2 separate regions of the Homo sapiens genome follow, and region 1 is linked to region 2. The links are chromatin loops, found by intact Hi-C in ENCODE. Cell type or tissue: mammary epithelial cell. All regions are shown on one strand. Links, peaks and the distances in the headings refer to the core of each region. The heading gives the core; the rest is flanking DNA.

Region 1 (2,919 bases), core at 245-2,744, 170 kb after region 2:
AGAAGATAAAGGCCAAAGGCCCAGGATCACTATTATTAACATCAATAAAGAGAGATTGGTTTTAAGTCTACCAGAGAAGACAAGCAATTAAAGCAAAGTGGTATCACTGGTCGAAGCAGCCAGGGCTACAGTGGAAAGTCGGGTCTAAACATCAACCTTTACGGTGTAGCTTGTCCTGGGCACCGGTACAGTAATTCAGTTTTGCATTGGAGGTTGCAGACCAATAAAATAAAATGTAACTTAGGAGTACTTGATGATAATTCAGTTATTTCTATGTCACCAATCTGTGCTTAGGAATACAATTTACTTTAAGCTTGTTCCAAATTGTATTCTAACTCAATGTTAACATAGGTAATGTCTAATAAATTTTTGTTCAATATAACTTAAAAAAATTAAATCACATGCAGTATTGCAGGCTTTTTCTATCAGATATCAATGATGTTCCTGAACACACCACACTCTCCAATTTCTGACTGCTATTATCTGTAGTTTTATCCTACCTTCCTTGCTTTCTACCTCTTTGTTGGCTTAGAAAACTCCTATTCAACATTCACTTCTCAAAGCTGATATTCTAAGTCTTTCTTGACTTCCTTAGATTTCAAAGCCTCTTCTATGTCCCCTTTACACTTTGTACACACCTCTGTTATAGTAACCAGGCACCTGCACTGAAAATTCTGTATTTCTATTGGGTCCCTATTAGCATAGCATCTGATTCACACATGAGTGAACTTGCTAAAGGAATAAATAAATGAAATATGCCGCCTGTGAAATATTTTCTTACCACAACCTACAGGGCTCTAGATGATCTGCCCCAGGTACCCCACAGACTACATTTACCTATACTCTCTGCCTCACACACTTCTATTGAAACCCACTGCCCACAAGCAGCCAGCCTCAGGGCCTTTGCACTTGCTGTTGCAGCTGTCTGCAGCACTTTTCCCTCAGTTATCTGTCATGGCTCATTTCGTCTTTTGACTTAGATCTCTGCTCAAATGCCATCTTCGCAAACAGGTTTTCCTGACCATATAGTCAAAAACAGCACCTTTATTCTTTAATTCTCTGTTTTAACCTGCTTTTTCTTCTTAGCATTTCTCAATGACCTGCATATTTTGCATTGATTTATTTTTTAAAAAAGTTATCTATCTCCCTCATTGAAATGTAAGCTCAGTGAAGACAGGGATTTTGATCTCCAAATAGTAAACAACTGATCACTTTATTAGTAAAAAAAGAGATGAAATCTATTACTCTCTTTAATGAGACTACTTCCACCTAGTGGTAGAGAACAGAACTGCAGGCATAGTACTTTCAGGGGAAGTCACTTTTTTGGAGCACCTTAAATAAGCATGCACAATTTTAAGTTCTTTACATATACTGTCTAATTCATTGATCACAATAGCTCTGGCATATGGGTACCTTCATCCCCGACTTAAAAAGAGGAAACCGCTATCTTCCTTCCAAATCCTATGCACTTTCTTTTATACCCTGCTGTCTTTGCACCATCTCATTGTTGCAGGACAGAGAGGAGCAGTGTATGGAAAAGAGGAAGGTGAGTAACACTGGTTTGCAAAACTACTCCATCATCTTTAGTCAACAATTCGTTCAGTACTTATTGAGTTTATCTTATATATTTTCTTTGTGAGAGATGAATACAACCATTGGTCTTACATGAATTGAACAAATATGACACTTTTTCCAATGTAGTGGAGATATAGTTTTTCAAAACCCTGTAAGAAAATTTTGAAGTATTTGTTCCATCTTTTTATTCTTTGCACATACTTTTTCATTATTACTCATTTTTGTCGAATAATAAGGTCACTGCAAATGTGAAACTACCACATGTTCCCTGAAATGTGAAAAACAGTGCTTTACTTGCCTCCACCCCCAACCCCTTTCCAAGCTCTATGTTCTATAATGTTTTGATTTAAATAAAGTATTACAGAGAAATATAATCATAAATTGGAAAAAGGAAAAATCATAACTAAGGATAAATCTTAAGAAAGATAATTCAGTCAACGCATCTCTACAGCTTCTCCCTGGAAGAGACCTTCAAATGCATCTATCAAAACAGGGAATCAAGTCTAGAAAAACTGTTCTGGAAGAGCTCTGCTTGAGAAACACACACCAAAAATCACGTTCTCTAGGGAGACTTGGATGTGTTCAATAAGGAGCAAATGATGTTCAAGAGGACAAATGAATTGAGTTATCAAGGAAGTCACAGAGAATTAAGTGGGCCAGACTCCCTTGGGCAAGGCCCAAACTACTACCACAGAATTAATTATATATTTGGATCTGAGGATATTGCTGTAAATCTTGGGTTGTGGTAGTCCCAACCCAGACATCTGTTGACTGGCAGTATCCTGCCTTGAGAAAGTAAGAATTTGTTAGAGCTTGGATTTCCTACCCTGTGAGTAACTCAAAGAACAAAGGCAGCGTAACAAGATGTTGCATCCATAACCGTGGAGTAATCAGAGATTTGGAAAACCTGGACCTTGTGAAAGCTTGGACTACAACTATAAGGAAAGATTAAAAAAAGATCTATAGCTGAGTCTTGGCCTTGGCAAACAATGGTCAAGGCATCATTTAACCCCAAAGACTTCCAAAAATAAAGTAGAAGAAAAAAACCCTTCAGCTTAGTAGATTGTTTAGATTTTGCTATTTAAGCAAGTAGCAGACTAAAATTTTCTCATTCAGCCAGATGTTTAGCCTCGTTAACAAGAACAACACACATCTTGCATGAATTGACCCAGGAAAAGTCAACATGGGTGAGAGAACCCAGCCAAATCACAGCTGATTCATGTACTTTGGCCTCCCCTACCCCCACACACTAACAGAAGATCTCAGAGTTGTGGGTGTCATTGTTGGTCAAGTTAGGTTGTGCTATCACCAATACAAGGGATTCCTGGTAAGCCTGTTATCACA
Region 2 (2,919 bases), core at 188-2,687:
GATAGTAGCTTCCTTTATGGAACACTTAATTTGTAATTAAGCTTTATATACATCTCACTTTTTTTTCTGACAAGCCTTTTATGAATTGATTGTATCTTCCCAAAATTCATATGTTGAAGTCCTAACTCTTAATATATTAGAGTATAATCTTATTTGGAAATAAGTTTATCCCAGATGTAATGAGTTAAGATAAGGTTATAATGGAGTAGGGTGGGCTCCTAATCCAACATAACCTGTGTCTTAATAAAAAGAGGAAATTTGGATATAGAGACATACACAAAGGGAGAATACTGTGTGAGGATGAAGGCAGAGATCTGAGTGATGCCTTGACATGCCAACGAAAGTCAAAGATTGCCAGCAAACCACCAGAAGCAAGAGGAGAGACATGGAACAGAATCTTCCTCACAGTCTCAGAAGGAATGAACTCTATCAATACCTTGATCTCTGACTTCTGGACACCAGAAGTGTGAGACAATAAATTTCTGTTATTTAAGCCATCCAGTTTGCGGCACTTTGTGATGGCAGTGCTAGCATACTACCACAAAGCCTTTGAATAGTCCTATCCTCATTTTATCAACAAGGAAACTGAGGCTCACATCAGTTAAATAACTTGCCCAAGACCACATAGCAGGTAAGGAGCAAAGCCAGTATTCAAACTTGGATCTGCATGCTCTGCTCCTTCTCAGGTACGGGAAATTGTGTTGGTAAAAGCTAGGAAAGGCTAGTTTTTCCTCCACAACAAGCCAGATATGATACATCTTCCTTGTCAGCCTGGAATAGGACAGCCAGTTCTCCCAGGTCACACTCCCATCACTAATAGCACTCCGGGGTCTGTTGTCTACTTTTTTCATGTTTCTCCTTGTTCAGCAATTAACAGAATCCCAAATCAAATGCCAAGGGATGACATTAGAAAATAAAGTTTCCCTCTTCAATCTTCTCGTTTCATTTCTTTAGCCCTGAAAATGCACTGGAGGCCCCCAAATGCAGTGCATGCTTCATATTGTTTCTGAGAGAGCAAATTCCTAAATTCATCTGGGCTGGGAAGGAAAGCCAAGATTAAACCTAAAATGCTTCCTCATTCCTGGTTTCTGTGGCCAGAGTACCTCCTTGCCCTCTGGCATCCATCCATGTAGATGTCACAAACACACATGTATGGGCATGCGTGCACGTGTGCATGCACACAAACACAGAGAAAAGTTGAACTTGGCTCTCTCACTGAAGCCAAACAGACCAGATTCCTCCTAGGCCTCCTTGTCTTACTGCCCTTCCAGCACTAAGCACTGGTGGTCCCACACTTAGGAGTGTTCTCTCACCCTGTCTCCTGAAGCCAAGATCCATGGCGGTCCTGGGTAATGGCTATGGCATTCTTCTTTTAGGGTTTTGACTGGGTGGAGAAAAGGGGAGTGTGAGGGCAGAGAAATGGCAGCCCGTTTGGATTTTATTCCATTTCCAAATCATTTGAATATCATGCCCCTCCACAAGAGGGCACATGTAGACTTATCCTTGGAATCTCTGCTTGAAAGAGCCATTTCTTAGCATTTCCCAAGCTGAAAAATTATGTAAAACTACATTTTAAAAAGGCACCTTGTTATTTTTCTGAGCAGTGAGGCTGGAACATTGGCATAAGTAGAATGCAGTCAAAGACAGCCAAAGTGGAAAAAGAGAGGGCATGGCTGTCCGAGGGAAGGGACAGTTGGGAGCAGGCAGAAGCAGTCAGATGGTTTCAAATCCACAGTTCAGCTCCAGAGATTGGGCAAAAATAGGAGACCAGAAATAGAGAAGTCAGTCAATGGCAGATCAAAACACAATGAAGCACGAACACGGCAGCCTGGATGATCCTCAGGGAGGATGCTGTTTATTGTCTTTTTATTCTCCCGGCATTTGAGTCCTAGAGCAATGCTGGACTGAGACCTAAGGACTCAAAGTGTCTCAATTCCTGGTAGGTTCTCACCTATGACTTAAGTGACAATAGCAACAGCCGTTTCCCTTTATTGCATAATGTCTCTGTGTTCTGGGTTGCTCCAAGTGCTTTATTTTTTATGTAAGTTCTATTACTCCCCTCATTACAGATGAGAAAATGGAAGCTTTGAGAGAGATCAGTTTTCCAAACGTCATGTACCTTGTAAGTGATAGTGCCAGGACTCCAGTTAGGAATGTCTCATTCTTGGAATTCTGTCTACTAAGTCAGGAACACACTTTTAAAGCTGTAGTCTTCAGCCCATGTCCTCTGGTAGGTTTGCCTCCCCCTGCCTAGGCTTACTGGGTTCACCTTCCACTAAACTGCTGATGTGGACATGTGGTCTGGCACCCAGAGACACGTTCTGATTTCCAACAAGCTGGAACAGCTCTGCTGGTGAGGAGTGAAAGGAAACCCAGACTACCCAACTTCTCATCTCTATGGTCTTGGAGTAAGTGTCTGTTGACAAACCTGGCTGAGGTGGGGGTAGTGGAGAATGGAGTGTTAGAGGACAGCCACATGGGGTTCTCTGTATATGTTGGAAAAAGTCACAGAGCAACACTGCTGGATTTAGTCCAGATGTCATGAAGAAAATTAAAAAAAAAAAAACTTGAAAAATGATTTCTCTGAAACAGTGTTTGCATAGCAAGGTTCTAGGGCTAAGTTGCCCAGAGGTGGCCCATATTCATACTCCTTTGGAAGAGCCAGCCATCCATTTTCATTAGATCATGATTTGATCAACCTACACAGGCCTCTTTTTAGCTTCCGGTGAACCACAATATTATGACTGGGCTTAAATAATGCCAGAGCAATTCATGCAAAAGGGAAACACTCAGTTAAACCAGTCACAGGGCACTGCAACTAGCTTTCCAATGCTGAATTACTCTCCTGTAAGGAAATGGTCTTACTTATGAGAAAAAAAGCATAGAGTCTCCAAGGATTGCTCTGTGCAGGGTAGAGCC

Evidence for each region. A loop is a pair of places that touch in the nucleus more often than their neighbours do. Peaks named below come from ENCODE experiments on the same cell type or tissue, not always from the same donor. Only the 100,000 strongest peaks of a DNase experiment are listed, where the experiment ranks them.
Region 1: a loop joins it to region 2, with 15 times the contacts of the local background. A loop is called at or near these places in 4 of 110 quality-filtered maps.

What each region holds. Positions count from the first base shown.
Region 1 is chr18:45,274,064-45,276,982 of GRCh38, reverse strand. It overlaps a transcript of SLC14A2 not described here. Among named protein-coding and RNA genes, the nearest start is that of SLC14A2-AS1, 230 kb to the left of the region's middle. In mammary epithelial cell, for the core only: a CTCF peak has its summit at 1,278 (motif pointing left); no DNase peak of the experiment used is centred there.
Region 2 is chr18:45,439,866-45,442,784 of GRCh38, reverse strand. All of the region lies in intron 6 of SLC14A2-AS1 (SLC14A2 antisense RNA 1), which reads left to right. It also overlaps a transcript of SLC14A2 not described here. Among named protein-coding and RNA genes, the nearest start is that of SLC14A2-AS1, 63 kb to the left of the region's middle. In mammary epithelial cell, for the core only: a CTCF peak has its summit at 1,502 (motif pointing right); a DNase peak (open chromatin) is centred at 1,154.